2 separate regions of the Mus musculus genome follow, and region 2 is linked to region 1. The links are chromatin loops, found by intact Hi-C in ENCODE. Cell type or tissue: heart. All regions are shown on one strand. Each heading gives the region's core, and the rest is flanking DNA. Links, peaks and the distances in the headings are about the cores only.

What was found. A loop is a pair of places that touch in the nucleus more often than their neighbours do. Peaks named below come from ENCODE experiments on the same cell type or tissue, not always from the same donor. Only the 100,000 strongest peaks of a DNase experiment are listed, where the experiment ranks them.
Region 2: a loop joins it to region 1, with 2.9 times the contacts of the local background. A loop is called at or near these places in 5 of 42 quality-filtered maps.

Annotation. Positions count from the first base shown.
Region 1 is chr7:35,024,765-35,027,668 of GRCm38, forward strand. The region is part of intron 11 of Pepd (peptidase D); the gene reads left to right. All of the region lies in intron 1 of Gm35484 (a long non-coding RNA gene), which reads right to left. Among named protein-coding and RNA genes, the nearest start is that of Gm35484, 3.0 kb to the right of the region's middle. In heart, for the core only: CTCF peaks have their summits at 1,334 (motif pointing right) and 2,124 (motif pointing right); DNase peaks (open chromatin) are centred at 1,337, 1,667 and 2,457.
Region 2 is chr7:35,079,508-35,082,411 of GRCm38, forward strand. No RefSeq gene overlaps it. Among named protein-coding and RNA genes, the nearest start is that of Gm35611, 5.3 kb to the right of the region's middle. In heart, for the core only: a CTCF peak has its summit at 1,490; a DNase peak (open chromatin) is centred at 1,514; H3K27ac peaks cover 540 bases.

The sequences.
Region 1 (2,904 bases), core at 261-2,760:
TCACCTGGCTCCAAGGGCTCAGAGTCATGAAAGCTGAGGCAGAACTGCAAAGCCAAGAAGGCTGGACGTCTTCCTGCTCTCCGTGTCTCTGAAGTACATTTTCCAGCCCTGGGCCAGGGCACAACACAAATCAGGCCTACCTTATTTGGACAATTTTTTTTTTTTAACAGTTTAACTAGAGTCTCACACTGTAGCCCAGGCTGGCCTTAATTTATACCAGGACCCCCTCTGCCCCGCCATGGCCTCCCAAGTGCTCGGATTACAGGCATGCACCACTGTGCTCATGTAAACCTTAGGTGGAACTAAGAGTCAGATAAGGCCACTTAGCTGTGGGCCACAGTCATCACGCGTGAGGTCTAGCTGTTGCTCAGGCTGGTCTGTGCTGCAGATCAAGTTTGTCAGCCAAGAGCTTCAGGCCATCCCACATCCCAGCCAGTAGCTCCCAGGTCTCTTCCTGTTTCTCTGGGCCAGATCCCATGCCCAGCTGCTATGTAGATCTAGGGAAGGCATGGGAATGTGTGTGGCTTCAGAGTCTGAGCCTCTCGTCAGCTCAGTCAGAGCCAGGGGTCCTGTACATGGCCTGTGGCTGCTGTTAAACCTCTCAGAGTTTTCCTGTTGGCTCCCAGAGCACCTTCCAGCTGTGTCCCTGGAGTTCCCCCTGAACCCACTGGTCAGGTCACCCCCTGCATGAAGCATCGACTGCATTTTGTTTTCTTTTTCAAGGCAAGCAGGCAGGGCTTTGATGACCCAGCTTGCCAAGTGTGGCAGTCTTGTTGGTTGGTGCTTCCAGCTTGTTCATATAATGATGGTGTTGACAAGATCACAGGAGGCCCTTCCTGAGTGGGAGGCCACAGAAGATGCTCCACATTGCATCTAGCTCCAGGCAAGTGGGTGTGAACACATCTGGCTTAGAGAAGCAGGGAAGGAGCCATGGCCCACTGGCTCTGGGTAAGGAGTCGTCCCCAGATCCCCTCTGAGCCCTCCCACAGCCACCTCAGACTGTAGGCATTTAAGCCCACAGACAAAGGCCTCACCTTGGCCAGCAGGAAAAATACCAACTGTGCCTAAACCCACCAGGAAGCAGGGCATCCCAGGTTGAGTCACTCCTGTGCAAGGCTCTCCCACCTGCTTCTCCTGACTCCTATGCAAGCTCACCCCAAACAGCAGACGATATCTCCTCAGTGGGGGCTCTGATTTGAGAAGCAGGTGGGGCATGTCTCCTCAGCAGCTTGCCACCCTATAAGAGGTGCTATGCCCTGTCTCCAAACCCATTAGAGTACATGTGCTCCAGGCCTGGCTGAGGTGTACAGGGCGTTCCAGCACTGGCCAGAAGAGGGCAGTGTAGCTTCAGGACACAGCCAGGTTTTCTGGGTTGTGCTTTGTTGTGCTAACCTGGGGTGTGTGGGGTGGGCCTGCAGTCCACCTAGGAACAGGCCTATCCTAGCTCTGCACTGAGCAGTTTGCCAGTGCCTCCTCCCTACCCATCCCTGCTGTGGCCTCCGGCCTCCTCAGTCTCCCTGTTGTGGTAACGGCCATGTCTAGAGGTCATCAAAACCCAGAGAAATGAGGGTAGTTTCATCCCAGGATAGTCAGTACTTAAGGGCCCCCAGAACTGTACCGCTGTCACTCCATCTGGGTCACAGCTGGAGCCAGGGTGTCGTCCTGGCTGACTTGCTATTGCCATCACAGGTGAGCCAATTCTCAGCCCTGGGCTGCAGATACCAAGGGCTTTAGCAAGACCCTGCATCTCTTGAGCCCTGCATTGGATAAAATGATTGTGCCTGTTCTAGTTGTGGGTTAGACTGCCAATTGTGGTCCTGGGCAGAGTGAATCTGTGCCCGGGTTCTTCCCCTGCTGCAGAGGGCTGGGAGCAAAGGGGTGGTGGTGGTGGTGGTGGTGGTGGTGGTGGTGGTGGTGGTGGTGGTGGTGGTGGTGGTGGTGGTGGTGGTGGTGGTGGTGGTGGTGGTGGTGGTGGTAGAGGAGGAGAATCCAAGGTTCATCTTCTCTGTGCCTAGTATTCCAGTAGACTTTAGAGAATGTCATCCAGGGCTAGCTGCCTGCTGCCAGCCTTAACTCCTATCCCCTTCCCAGCCTTGTTATTTCCAAAGGGATGCTTGGTGACCACTAGGGGGCCCCTCCCAAAGCTTTTCCTAGGGGGAAAATAAGCCAGCCTTTGGGTGAGAGAGTTCTGCAAACACAAGGCCCTGTCTGTCTGGATGAGTTGGCCAAGGCCTTTAGTATCCCATCCCAGAAAACCGTTAGCCTTCAAACTAGAGCTCATATTGTAGATATGCCTCCTTACCATAAGCAGAAGCCCTTCCCACCTGCTTTCTGTCCCTTCTGTTTAGTTTGTCACTGTTTTGTGGCCTCACCCACTCCATTGACGTCACAACCCATGGTTAAAAAGTGCTAGTCTAGACAGTGCTCACAGACATCACAAGACACTGGTCACCCAAAAAGTGAAATGAAGCATGTGCTGTCTGCGTGATAATGACTGCTAGCCTCCTCCTTCCCCTCCCCCACCCACTACAGCTACTGCCCTGGTGCCCAACCCTAGGCCCACAGGGCTGAGGCAGGCAGCAGCTGAGTGCCTGCCTTTGATCCAGGCCACAGTATGGTGCTCTCCGTGGGTCTTGGCCTGGCACCAGTGCTCTGCATCTCTGTGACAGCTCTTAGAGGGCAGTGCTAGTTCTCTGCAAACATAGGGGGACCCCAGCATTGGACTGTTCTCATCAGAGTCTACACTGGGGGTTTGGGGATAGGGACATGCTGCTGGCATGGGGGATCATCCCTGCCTACCTGGTCTCTGAGGAGCACCTGGCGCAGGGGCTCTATAGGAAGAGGTTCCCCCCATGGGTCTATCTGTAACCAAGGGGAGCATTTGAGGGATGGCTCTGCTGCTGC
Region 2 (2,904 bases), core at 316-2,815, 55 kb after region 1:
AGATGGCTCAGCAGGTAAGAATACTTGCCATTGAGGGCTAGAGAAATGCAGTTAAGAGCACTCATTGCTCTTGCAGAAGATTGGGTTCAGTTCCCAGTACCCATATGGTAGCTCACAACACCCTTGTAACTCCAATTTCAGAGGATCCAACCACCTCTTCTGATCTTTTTGGGCACCGGGAACACACTCACATACATAAAATATAATAAGTAAGTAATTTTTTAAAAAGAAAAACAATGCTTGCTATGCAATTATGAAGAGCTGAGTTCAAATTCCAAAGCCCATGGAAAGGTTTGGCATAGATATGTGTGCCTGTAACTTCAGACTTGGTGAGAGAACAGGGGTAGATGTAGGTGGATCTCAGGAGCTCAAGGACCAGCCAGGCTTAGCCAAAATGGTGAGCTTTAGATTCAATAAGAGACCCTGTCCCTGGGGGACTAGAGTGTGATAGGCTAGTACACCTGCTGTCCTCCTCTGGCCTCTGTACACACAGATACACAAATACCATTCACACACACACTAATAATAATAATAATAGTATAAAAATAATAAAAGTTAATTTTAAAATGTCAACGTCATTGGTCAGCTTGACCTACGTGGTTTTGGTCTTAGGTGCCTCCCTTTGCATTTTCAGCAGCTTTCTATCAACTTGTGACTGTTTCATGCATGACCGTAGGTTTTACTCACACCTAAACAAACAGAACTTGATTTCCCTCTCTGGTTACTATAATTCATCCCGAACATATATCTGTCATGGCCCCGAAGAGCGTGTGCAATTATTCTAGTGTGGGAGAATCTCAGATAATTAGGGCCAACCTCAATGTTTTGAAGGTGTGACTGTTGTGGGAGGAGGCAGATAATTAGTTAGATTTGAACAATCTGTGTGCCCGGTGTCTGTCCTTGAGAGTAATTGAAGCCCTTCCAAAACAAAAAACAAAAAACAAAAAAAAAAAAAAGAAAAGAAAAGAAAAAAGAAAAAAAAATGACTTGTGTCCTTTAGAACATTCATCAAAAAAACTTTAAAATGTTTCAATAATTCTTAAAATGTCCATAATTGCCCTAGTTCCTTGTGCTTAAAGGGATTTATTAAGAGTTATTTTCCCATGACAACTTAAAATGAAAAACTCCAAGCTGAAAAAAAATGAACTGCAGTAATTGGCTTTGATGAATTCAAGGCACTATCCCGCACTGTAACTGTGGGTACGGAGAACTTAAAGGCACAGATGTGCCTTGAGAATAAAGTGGGGGATGAACCCCGGGTACTGTGGAAGGGAACCAGGGTTACGGTCAGTATTTACCCCATAACTGCGTCAGCCTGAGCTAATTCTTTGATGATTTCAGGACCAGGCGCAGCACAACTTTACAGATAATATCTCAGTTGTTGAGCCAAACTGCAGGAAAGCCTCTCCCTGCCTCAGTCACTCAGAACCAACCCGGCAGGATGCAGGAACTGACACAGCCCTCCTAGCTGCCTGGGCCAGAGCTCAAATCCAGTCTGGCTTACTGTCTCCCGTGGCAAAAGAGGGACTTTCAGCTCTGGTCCCGTGGCTTCCTGTGCAATTAGCAAGCTTCAAGCAGATCCCAGGAACTACAGGAAAGAAACTGCCATTTCCCAGCTTGGTTGAGAAAGACTCAGGCAGCCTTTGACCCGTGGAGGAAGGGTCGGAACTAGTAACCAGTTTCCTTTTTGTTTGTTTTGTTTTTCTCGTGGAATCTAAAGCCTCATACACAGGTCCGCTCACGCTCTCCCACCAACTTCCTCCCCTCCCTCACCAGCCCAAACCACAGTTTTCCAAAGAGCAGCGAGTTTCACTTTCTGTCTCCCAAATGATTGGTAAACAGGCTTCCTGAACTGTAAGCATCCATGTTGAAGACAGAGCGAAAGAAAAGATATTCTTGCCCAATGAAAACAAGCTAACAGACTGAAGATCAAACCAAACACACGGGTTTCTGGAAGCTTCCATGAGCTCACAGGTTTAATGGAAGCCGAGAGGCAAATCTTCTTTCAACCAGCTTGGCCCTTGGCACCTAAGAACAGGCATGTTCTCAGGTTTGGCCTCTGCCTGCTGTAGTCACTGCTCCCTGGTGATGGCTCATAGTCTGTGTCATTGTGTTTCAGGTCCAAGGTCCTAACAGGGGGCCTGTGAGACGGTTTGAGTGATTTGTGCTCCAATTCATGGGTTGAAAAACTGGTTCTCAGGATGATGGTACTGAGGGCTGGTGGGACCTTTAGGAGATTATTATGTCACGGGGGCTCCACCTTCGTGAAGAGATTAATGTACTTAATCCTCGGAGCCGGGAGTAGTTATCTCTAGAGCAGGTTGTTATGAATAGAGCCTGGTGTCTCCACTCACTCTCTCACATGTGTCCACCAATCTCCAGGCATCACATGTGATGCTGTGTGAGCTGAGCTGAGCTGAGCTGAGCTGTGCTGTGCTGTGCTGAGCTGAGCTGAGCTGAGCTGAGCTGAGCTGTGCTGCAAAACAGCTTGAGGACCTGGAAAGACTTGGCTACCGGGTTGAGGATATGGCTCAGCAGAGCGCACCTGCCTAGAATTCCCCAGTGAGGGGCTGGGAGTGTGGCCCAGTGGTAGAGCCCCTGCTTAGAATCTCCCAGTGAGGGGCTGTGGGGTGGTATAGTTCAGTGGTAGAATGCTTGCTTAGTCCATCCAAAGCCCTGGATTTCAACATCAACGCTGTAGAATAATTAACTATTTTGGGTGTAATAGCACATGCCTATAACACCAACACTCATTCAGACAGCTGAAGCAGGAGAATATGGGCTAGCCTGGGCTACAAGGCCAGCCTCATCACAAAACAAATAAAAGATGTAGCTGCCCAGTTTTAAACCTCTCAGCCTCTAGAGCCACAAGCTGAAATAAACCTCTTGCCTGTATAAATTACC